Linked DNA regions of Homo sapiens: region 2 is linked to region 1. A link is a contact called in ENCODE Hi-C data. All regions are on one chromosome and are shown on one strand. The core of a region is the stretch at or near the end of the contact, and the rest is flanking DNA. Distances in the headings are between cores, read along the strand shown.

The links. Hi-C counts contacts between places; a loop is a spot of excess contacts on that map. Pooled maps may share reads with other maps.
Region 2: a pooled map shows a loop between it and region 1 (4-fold over the local background). The contact joins two enhancer-like sites. A Hi-C loop is called at or near these places in 1 of 168 maps with a recorded cell type or tissue (naive thymus-derived CD4-positive, alpha-beta T cell), 1 of 37 single-sample maps with no recorded cell type and 7 of 50 pooled maps.

The regions. Positions count from the first base shown.
Region 1 is chr21:37,553,715-37,558,446 of GRCh38, reverse strand. The region is part of intron 1 of KCNJ6-AS1 (KCNJ6 antisense RNA 1); the gene reads right to left. Among named protein-coding and RNA genes, the nearest start is that of KCNJ6-AS1, 37 kb to the right of the region's middle. RefSeq lists enhancers at 728-907, 1,118-1,177. Within about 2 kb of position 2,293, at least 4 of the 41 ENCODE cell types and tissues checked have a DNase peak (open chromatin) inside an H3K27ac peak, as active enhancers do.
Region 2 is chr21:38,242,128-38,247,291 of GRCh38, reverse strand. It overlaps a transcript of KCNJ15 not described here. Among named protein-coding and RNA genes, the nearest start is that of KCNJ15, 12 kb to the left of the region's middle. RefSeq lists enhancers at 1,958-2,007, 2,088-2,167. Within about 2 kb of position 2,188, at least 3 of the 41 ENCODE cell types and tissues checked have a DNase peak (open chromatin) inside an H3K27ac peak, as active enhancers do.

The DNA.
Region 1 (4,732 bases), core at 1,044-3,543:
ATAAAATGTTTAAAAAATGCATCAGGGGATCTTTCACATACTGTGACCCTAAAGAGAGGAATGTGTGAAAAAACTGATCATGGTACCTATGGAGATGGAGCCTGAATAATTAAACAACAGGGATTTGTGAGCACCTAATGTGTACTCTACTGTGTACTAGGTATTATGCATGGGGTACACTGTGGGTAGTATCTGGTAGAATCTTTGGTTTTTTGGTTTTTTGAGATGGAGTCTTGCTGTGTCACCAGCCTGGAGTGCAGTGGCACGATCTCAGCTCACTGCAACCTCTGCTTCCCGGGTTCAAGCGACCCTCCTGTCTCAGCCTCCCAAGTAGCTGGGACGACAGGGCATGCACCACCACACCCAGCTAATTTTTTGTATTTTTAGTAGAGACAGGGTTTCACCATGTTGGCCAGGATGGTCTCGATCTCTTGATCTCGTGATCCGCCTGCCTCGGCCTCCTGAGTTGCTGGGATTACAGGCATGAGCCACCACGCCTGACCAGTATCTGGTAGTATCTTACTATCTTACCAGATTCTACCTAATCTAAGAGCCCTGGACCTTGGACTCTGGGGTCTGTTGATCCCATGAACAGTCATACCTCCCACTTGGTGAGACCCAGAGCTTCAGTAGCAGAGCCCTGGACTGCAATAGGCCTGGAGCCCATAGGAACTGGGAATCAGGAAACATCAGGATGGGTTGGTGTCATCAGAAGAAACTGTTTCTTGGAGGGCTGGGCCTGAGCTGGCCTTGAAGACTTGGAGGCCCTTGGATGAGTGGAAGTCAGGGAGGGTAGAGCCTCATGAGAACCGTGGTGTCTGGACACTGTGGAGACCGGCTGGGGACTCCCCAAGGATGGGATCTGCTCGGCACAGGGAGGAAGCCACAAACCGAAACTTGCTGTGCTTAGCTGAGGTTGCTGGGCACTCAGGCGTTGCTCAGACTCATTCAGAGCCAGAATTTAGACTTCATGCTCTGTGAGCAGGTCTCAGGGAGAGGGTTGAGAAGGAGCTCCCAGTCACTTCAAATCTTCCTCTGAGATAGCTTGTCTATCATCGATTCAATCAACAAAGGCTCTTTGAGCTCCTCCCATGTGTGAGCAGAACATCCCGGAAGCCTCCCCTAGGGTTCATGTTCCAGGAAGGGGACTGGGAATAAATCCAGGCGTTTATGCCAGAGGGGATGGTGGGTGCTTTGAGGAAAAGTAAAGCAGGTGAGGGAAGAGAGTGCCCTGCTTTGATGGGTGGTATGGTTTGGCTGTGTCCCCACCCAAATCTCTTTTTTTCTTTCTTTCTTCTTTTTTTTCTTTTCTTTTCTTTTCTTTTTTTTTTTTTTTTTTTTTTTTTTTTTTTTTTTTGAGAGGGAGTCTTGCTCTGTCTCCCAGGCTGGAGTGCAGTGGCGTGATCTCGGCTCACTGCAACCTCCACCTACTGGGTTGAAGTGATCTCCTGCTTCAGCCTCCCGAGTAGCTGGGACTACAGGCGCCTGCCACCATGCCAGACTAATTTTTATATTTTATGCCAGACTAATTTATATACTAATGGGATTTAGTACAGATGGGGTTTCACCATGTTGGCCAGGCTGGTCTCAAACTTCTGACCTCAAGTGATCTGCCCTCCTCAGCCTCCCAAAGTGCTGGGATTACACGAGTGAGCCACCGTGCCTGTCCCCACATCTCACCTTGAATTGTAGTCCCTATAATCCCCATGTGTCATGGGAGGGACCAGGTGGAGATAATTGAATCATGGGGGGCAGTTTCCCCCATCCTGTTCTCGCGATAGTGCGTTTCTCATGAGATCTGATGGTTTTATAAGGAGCTTCTCCCCCTTTTGCTCTGTGCTTCTCCTTGCTGCTGCCATGTGAAGAAGGATGCATATGCTTCTCCTTCCACCATGATTGCAAGTTTCCTGAGGCCTCCTCAGCCCTGTGGAACTGTGAGTCAATCAAATCTCTTTCCATTGTAAATTACCCAGTCTCAGGTATGTCCTTATAGCAGTGTGAGAATGAACTAATACAATGGGAGAATCAACAAACAACCAAGAGAACAACATTTGAACAAGAGGGAGTGGCTGCCGGGTGTGCCTTTCCTCTTCTTACCTGTGGTGCCATTGTTGGTCCATCTCCACAGAACCATCTGAGGCTCCGCAGTTTATCCATCCCCAACTGTAATAACACTAATAACAGCCCCTCTACCACGAGCAACCACGGCAGATGTTTGCTCCCATTTGTAAAAGTTCTGGCTCAGCTGCCTCGCTCTGCTTGCTACAGGCATTTATCAGCTGTTCACTAAGCTGGATGGGGCAGTCTGCAAAGATAGATGTGGACACGTGGTGACCTCCTTACAGATCAGCTGCCGAGACACACATATCAGAGTTCTGAGAACACGCACGTTCAAGAGCGTGCGGAACGCACTGTACTCCGCAAATCCTTCCTGGGGCCTCACCTCGCTATATAAGGCTCTTCAGCTTCACACACATATAGACACACAGAGTCATCAGCACGGGTTTGGTATTGCTATCTTTGGAAACAACCCACATCTTTGAGTCCCATCCAGAGCCATGTCCACCTGTGGTTATCTTTTGGCAGCATGTTAGCCTTTTAAAGGCACCCACATTGTTCACGCCACTCAAGCTGAAGGAATTCAGGCATGTCGCCTTGGAGCTGGGAAAATGATACTCCCCATTTAGGGACTGTGGAGATAAGAGGGAGTTCAGAGTTCAGCTCAACTTGCTGAGATTTTGCAGCAGTGGCTCTTAAACTTTGGTGTGCTGAAAAATTAAGTAGTTGTGTGCTGAAAATGAAGATCTGGAGGTCCAGCCACTCAGATATTTAGACTCATGCAGTCAGTCTGAAGAGGAAGCTGGAATTCTGCAATTGACAGGCCCCTGGGGGCTTCAGGTGCTGACGGGCCACAAAGCACACTTTGAGAAACTGTTTGACTGTTGTACAGCCACAAACCAGTGTTGAAGGCAAGTTTTTGGAGATGCCACCTCCTTGGTAGCAAGTAATCAGCTGTGAAGAACACAGAACAGCTTCCTCTTAAAACAAAAGTGCAAGACCCTCCAAAGGTTAAGCAGGGAAGAGGGCTAGGAGATGCTGCGGAATGGGAGCAGGGGCTCCAGTCATCTTCAGGGCTCTCAGCATTTAACCTCCAAGCTTCACCTTCCCCTTGGAGTTCTGCTTGTTGTTGCTGTTGTTGTTGTTTTTAACTCTGATTTCTACCATGCCCATCAAAATTCCAATCGCCTTATCCCGAGTATAACTAAAATTAGCTGACATTTGCAAAAAAAAGTAATAAAGCAAAAGATGGAGAAAACTAAGGGGAATCATGATTGAAACTATAAATAGCAACAATATCCAAGTCTCCAAAATGTAGGTTTCTACTGCTAAGATGCCCGCTCACCAGCAGTGAGTGGGTGTCCCTCCGTTCACCTCCACCTCCAGGGTCCTTGACTCCTAGACTTCTGCTGGCATACTTCCCCCTGCACCTACCGGCCCAACACAACCGTTGCCTTCTCTGAGAACCAAAGCAGAAAACAGAAAATACGGTTTCCTATCCCACGCGGCTAGGATGACTCCACCAGCTCTGGTCCTGAGGCGCTCCCATCTCTCTGGCTCCAAGCTCTGCCTCTGGCCTCTGAGGCATTCACACACATCCCTTTCAGTACACACTTCGTGTGGCACTTCATGGGCACGCAGGATACACAAGCCATAATAACCCATGCACAGAACAGCTTGTGTGAGTGTAGCCTGCGGAGCGTCTGTGGCATACTGTGAGATGTACTATACCAAATGTGGCAAACACTTGTGACCAGCCCCTTGGGTGTATGTCCAGTTAGAAATGTAAAGCAATTCTGGGCAACATAGCAAGAGCCCATCTCTATAACAAACAAAATAAAAAGTTAGCTGGGGCCGGGCGTGGTGTCTCATGCCTGTAATCCCAGCACTTTGGGAGGCTGAGGCAGGCGGATCATGAGATCGGGAGATCAAGACCATCCTGGCTAACACGGTGAAACCCCGTCTCTACTAAAAATGCAAAAAATTAGCCAGGCGTGGTGGCGGGCGCCTGTAATCCCAGCTACTCAGGAGGCTGAGGCAGGAGAAAGGCGTGAACCCGGGAGGCGGAGCTTGCAGTGAGCCAAGATCGCGCCACTGCACTCCAGCCTGGGCAACACAGCAAGACTCCGTCTCAAAAAAAAAAAAAAGTTAGCTGGGCACGGTGGTGCATACCTGTGGTCCCAGCTATTTGGCAGAGGTGGAAGGATCGCTTGAGGCCAGGAGTTCGGGGCTGCAGTGAGCTATGATCTGCTACTGTACTTCAGCCTAGGAGACAGCAAGATCCTGTCTCTAAAATTTAAAAAAGAAAAAAGTTTTTTTTTTAAAGTGGCCAGACACAGTGGTGGCTCATGCCTGTAATTCCAGCACTTTGGGAGGCCAAGGTGGGAAGATCTCTTCAGCTCAGAAGTTCAAGAGCAGCCTGGGCAACACAGTGAGACCCTCTTCTCCATAAAAAATCAAAAAATTAGCTGTGAGTGATGGCACATACCTATAGTCCCAGTCTTTGGGGAGGCTAAAGAGGGAGGATCCCTTGAGCCCAGGAGTTGGAGGCTTCAGTGAGCTATGATCACGCCACTGTACTCCAGCCTGGGAGTGCAGACACTGTCTCCAAAATGAAAAATGGAAAGCACTGCAACCAAAAAGTTTGTCTGACTCTCCTCCTTACACTCCTTCA
Region 2 (5,164 bases), core at 939-3,438, 690 kb before region 1:
ATCCATCTATCCATTTAGCCATACATCCATTTATCCATCCATCCATCCATCCATCCATCAATCCATTTATCCATCCATCCATCTACCTATGCATCCATCCATCCATCTGTCCATCCATCCATATACCTATACATCCATGCATCCATCCATCCATCCATCCATGCATCCATCCATCCATCCATCCATCCATGCATCCATCCATCCATCCATCCATCCATCCATCCATCCATCCATTCACCCATCCATCCATCCATCCACTTATGCATCCATCCATCTACCTATGCATCCATCCATCCATCCATCCTTCATTTTTTAGTTTTATTAAATGACTTTTCCTCTCTCTTAAAATTCAAGCTCAGTGTAACTTCTAACTTTGAAAGTTTCCTGTCAGAAGGGCTAAGTTCAAGTGTGGTTCTCAATATGCATTTATTCTATTATGAACAGTAAATCCCTGATGTTAAATTTGCAGAGTGAGATTGGTATTACCAGTCTGATAGATAAGCAGGTAAATAACAGCTCCCTTTAACCCACACACACACTCCTCATACCAGCCAGGTGCAAGTATTGTGGTAATAATGCAGACTAATGTAAAACATAATTTACCATCTAAAGATTATGTTGAAATTCTGCTTCCTTTGTAATATGTTCCTCTTTTTTAAAAATTAAAATCAAGCATTGGAGAGATTCAGACTTTGTCTGTGTTTTTAACACTAATCTTAACTAGCATTTTTAAAATGTTACCTCCAGGTCACTGTAACTCATCTCTTGAAGACCCCAAGCAGATAGTAGGGAATATAGAAATATTTGCATCCTTCACATTAGCTGCAACGAACTCAAAGCAAATCAAAAGCAGCCTCAGAATTCTTTTGGCCTGCATTCCACAGAAAGATTCTTCCAAAAGTTAATCTTCATCATATAGGCCAACAGTAACCAATACTCCTGGATCTGATTGAAATTGGCAACACGCAAAAAACTCTAGTGAGCTTAGAGCTTTAAGAAAAATCAAGACTTCTTCAGTGGGCATTATTCTTATTCCTAAGCCATTATCCAAAACAGCAAAGAAACCAGACCCTAGCCTAGATACATGATTCGTTTTAGCTCTGATGATAACAGCTGCTATTTGTTGAAGGTTTGCTGTGGATCAGGAATTAGATTTAAATGCCTTATGTCTACCGTGTCATTTAATTATTAATTTATTCTTATAGCATATTGACTATCATATCAACAAATCAGAGTATGTAAGACAGGTATTATTCTTCTTACTTTATAAATGATAAAACTAAGTCTTGAATTAAGTCACTTGCCCAAGGTCAAATAGTTGGTGAACTGAGAAGCAGAAATTCAAATCTTGATCTCACTTCACAGGCCTCACCTTGAATCACTGTACTGGACAGCCACCTCTGAATTCAGTCTTTGTGGGTGGTCTCAGGGTTAACTGGGCTGAACTAATGGTTCACACCACAAAAAAGGCAAAAATGGCCAAAAATGAACATGTGTCAGGCAAAGTTCTGTTTGATTTCCAGCTGTAAACACCTTTCATTCTCTTTCTCCTTCCTTCCTTTCTCTTTCTCTCTCTTTCTTTCTTTCCTTTCCTTCTTTCTTTCTTCCCTTTCCTTCTTTCTTTCTTCTTTCCTTTCTCTGTCTCTCTTTCCCTTCCCTTCCTTCCTCTCTCCTTCCTTCCCTCCTTTCTTTCTTTCTCTCTCTCTCTTTCTTTCTTTCTTTTCTTTCTTTGTTATTATAAATGGAATTACTTATAAGGATCTCGTATCCTGGTTTCAGATACAGTCTTATGAAGAGGTTCCCAGCTGAAGAGATTGGAAGGCAGATGGTAGCCCTCCTTTTTTCTTTCCAGTAGTATTTTTAGTGTCATGATGTAATGAAGTAAAGCAGTGGCCTCAACCCTGACCACATATTAGAATCACCCAGAAAGAATCACTCATTTTTTTTTTTAATGTCCAAGAGATTCTGATTTCATTGGTCTGGGGTGGGGCCTGGACATCAATGTTGTTTGTAAGATCCTGAGATGACTGGAATGAAGCCAGGCTGAGAATCAGGCATATGGCCACACAGAGAGGACTTTGGGAATAGAACCAGGATGCGGTAAACTCCGACGTAGAATCCAGGTCTCCAGCCCCGCCTTGCCTTCCCCTGAGCCTCTCTCTCTGACTTCCTTCTGTTTGTAGACCCTGTGATGACGGCGCCTGTAGAAACCTTCTGTGGTCATGGAGGTGTCTGTGCCATTTCCTGCACATCATGAATGAGTCACTAGCCCCTAAAGAGCATCTTAGACCGACAATACCCATGTGTTAACTAGCTCAGGATGTGTCCAATTCCTTTAGCTGATCCTTTGGTCAGCTCCAAGGCCACAATCTGGTTCGTTGATTACATCTTATTAGAAAGAAAAGAGATTCAGAGTACCTGCTGGTAGTCATTCATTCTGCAGATAATACTGTAAAAATTACAAGACTAACTACCAGCATCTCATTAGCAGCAGTTCTCCCCTCCCAGGGCTTGGGAGGAGACAAGGTTTTCCAGGGGTGAAAAGATGTTCCCCTCCCCAACTTACTTGAGTCCTTGAATCCTAGGGTGTGCAGGGACTAAGATGGAACCAGAGATAATGATGTTTTTGGCATGGTTAGGACTTGCTCAGTTCTGCCGGAGGAGGCAGTTGGAGACTGGAGGTACTCTTAGTGTCCTCTCCTGTCAGGCACTTCAATAGCTCTCCCAGAGATAAACCCACTCCAGATCAGATAAGGGCACTGCCTGGATGAAATAGAAAGCACTCCCAGGAGATGCGGAAGTTAGTTTGGTAACAGCCAGGTGAGGAAAGACAATAGATCTATATTCTGATCTTAAGGTCCAATTCAGGTCAGGTTTCTGCACCAAGCCTGGGATGTGTCGTGGTCCCTGCTTCCCTGGTATTTTTAGAGCTTGAACTAAGACACCAAAGTCCACCTCTTGGTCCTAAGTTGTATACAGACCTGGGAGAGAGAGAAGGAGGTACAATCTGGCTTACGTTACACAAAACACATCAAATCTGGTACAATTCTTTCTTTCCCTCTTCTAGACTTTGGTGGGTTCGAAACCAGTTTAACCACAAAAAGCAGTCACTAGCGGCTTTGTCTCAGGTTCAGTTTGTATAAACAAGATAGTCACAAAGACAAAAAAAAAATTAATAGGAGAAATAAAAAGACGGTTACATTTCTTAAGTGGGTCAAGCCTTATATAATCTAAAAATGAAATAAAGACCCAAGCTTGAGGGTCACTTAGCAAATCTTTATTCATATAACAAATGGCCAACAATAGAAATGAAACTTAAATGATCTCATGTAACTTACTCAGAAACACAGTGGAAACAAAGAGTTCGTTTTTAGAAAATGGTTATTTTATGACAATAACCGTCTAGTGCTGGGCCAGCAAACTATAGCTCCCAGGTCAAATGCAGCCTGTCATTTGTTTTTTGCAAATAAAGTTTCATTTCAAGACAGCCATGCCCATTTGTTCACAAATTGTTTATGGCTGTTTTCAGGCTAAAATGGCAGAGTTGCAGAGTTGTGATAAAGAAATATAGGCTGGGCATGGTGGCTCACGCCTATAATCCCAGCACTTTGGAAGGCCGAGGCGGGCAGATCACCTGAGGTCAGGAGCTCGAGACCAGCCTGGCCAACATGACAAAACCCCGTCTTTACTAAAAATACAAAAATTAGCAGGGCATGGTGGCAGGCTCCTGTAATCCCAGCTACTTGGGAGGCTGAGGCAGGAGAATAGCTTGAACCTGGGAGGTGGGGGTTGCAGTGAGCCGAGATCACGCCACTGCATTCCAGCCTGGGTGATACTCCATCTCAAAAAGTATGGCCGCGAAACTCAAAATATTTACTGCCTGGACTTCTTTCAGAAAAAGTTTGCCAACCCTCGATCTAGCAGATCAAATACTATAAAATACACCTTTTGAAACAGGCTTTCTGGGGAAAAAACAAAACAGGTTATTTCCAACAAATGATTATTGAGCACCTGAGTGTAAGTGTTGTCCTGTGAATTTCAGGAAATAAACAGATGCATCTTTAATAATCCTGCCCTTAAGAAAATTACAGCCCAGCAGGAAAAAAAAAATCAGAAAAGAAGATAAACAATTTTAAAGTGTCAAAGCTCAAAAAGCCACACAAAATCTTAACTTTCTAAAAACGTGGCCCAAATCTCAGTAATTATAATGATAAGAAGATTAAAAGCAAGAGAAGTTCAATAACTGAGCTGAAGTCACACAGCCAGGTAGAGAGGCAGGGCTTGAATCCCTATCTTTGTTTCTTCCTTGCATACTACACCATTTGATTTAATCATTTTATTTGTTCAACATTTACCAGGTTTTAATTTAGCATCTACAGTGGGCCCGGCACCCTTCCATAGGATATGGAGACTGCAGTAAACAAAACAGACTTCCTACCCAGACGAGCTTACTGTCTCTTTCCCTTAAGCTTATAAGTGAGCATACAAATAGTTTGTGTAATGAAGATGTGGGCTGGGGGAACACAGAGCAGGTGGCAGGAGGGGAAGGTGTCCCTGATGAGGCTGCTGTTAGATAGAGCCTCCTGGGGATGGAGGAGTCAGCCAAGAAGTTGCACAGAAAGAGCTTTAGCAGGGAAGGCCTCCAGAAGAGAGATGCTGGGCGTGTGTCAGGAGAGGCACGAGGGCAAGGGCTTAGGGAAAGACGTCCTATCGATCTTCATAGGCCATCTGAAGAACTTGAAATGGAGCTACTTGGGGAATTTAAAATGGTTCCAATGTTGGATAAAGCCCCACCTCTTTAAACTCTTTGCCTCTGAGTGCTGGTTTGGTTGGGTCTCAAAGAGTATGTGTGTGAGTGTGTGGCAGGCACCATGGGGTCGGAGTTTCCACATATAGCCCCGTGTGCAATCTTGGTTCACAGTAACCCCAGCTCACTATCACTGGGGCAGAACCTGCATCAGAGAAGCAGCAGTGGAAACAGCGTGCATTTAGGATCAACTTCAAGTTGATTTGGGAAGTGCATAACTACCATATTGCTGGTTCCCTGGTTACATTTTCTGTTTGGGTAAACAATCAAGAGATGGTATGAAAATTGCACATCCAAGTCTTGCCTGCACAAAACAAAATGACCAATTATCACAACGTGGATTAGAGGTGACTAGAG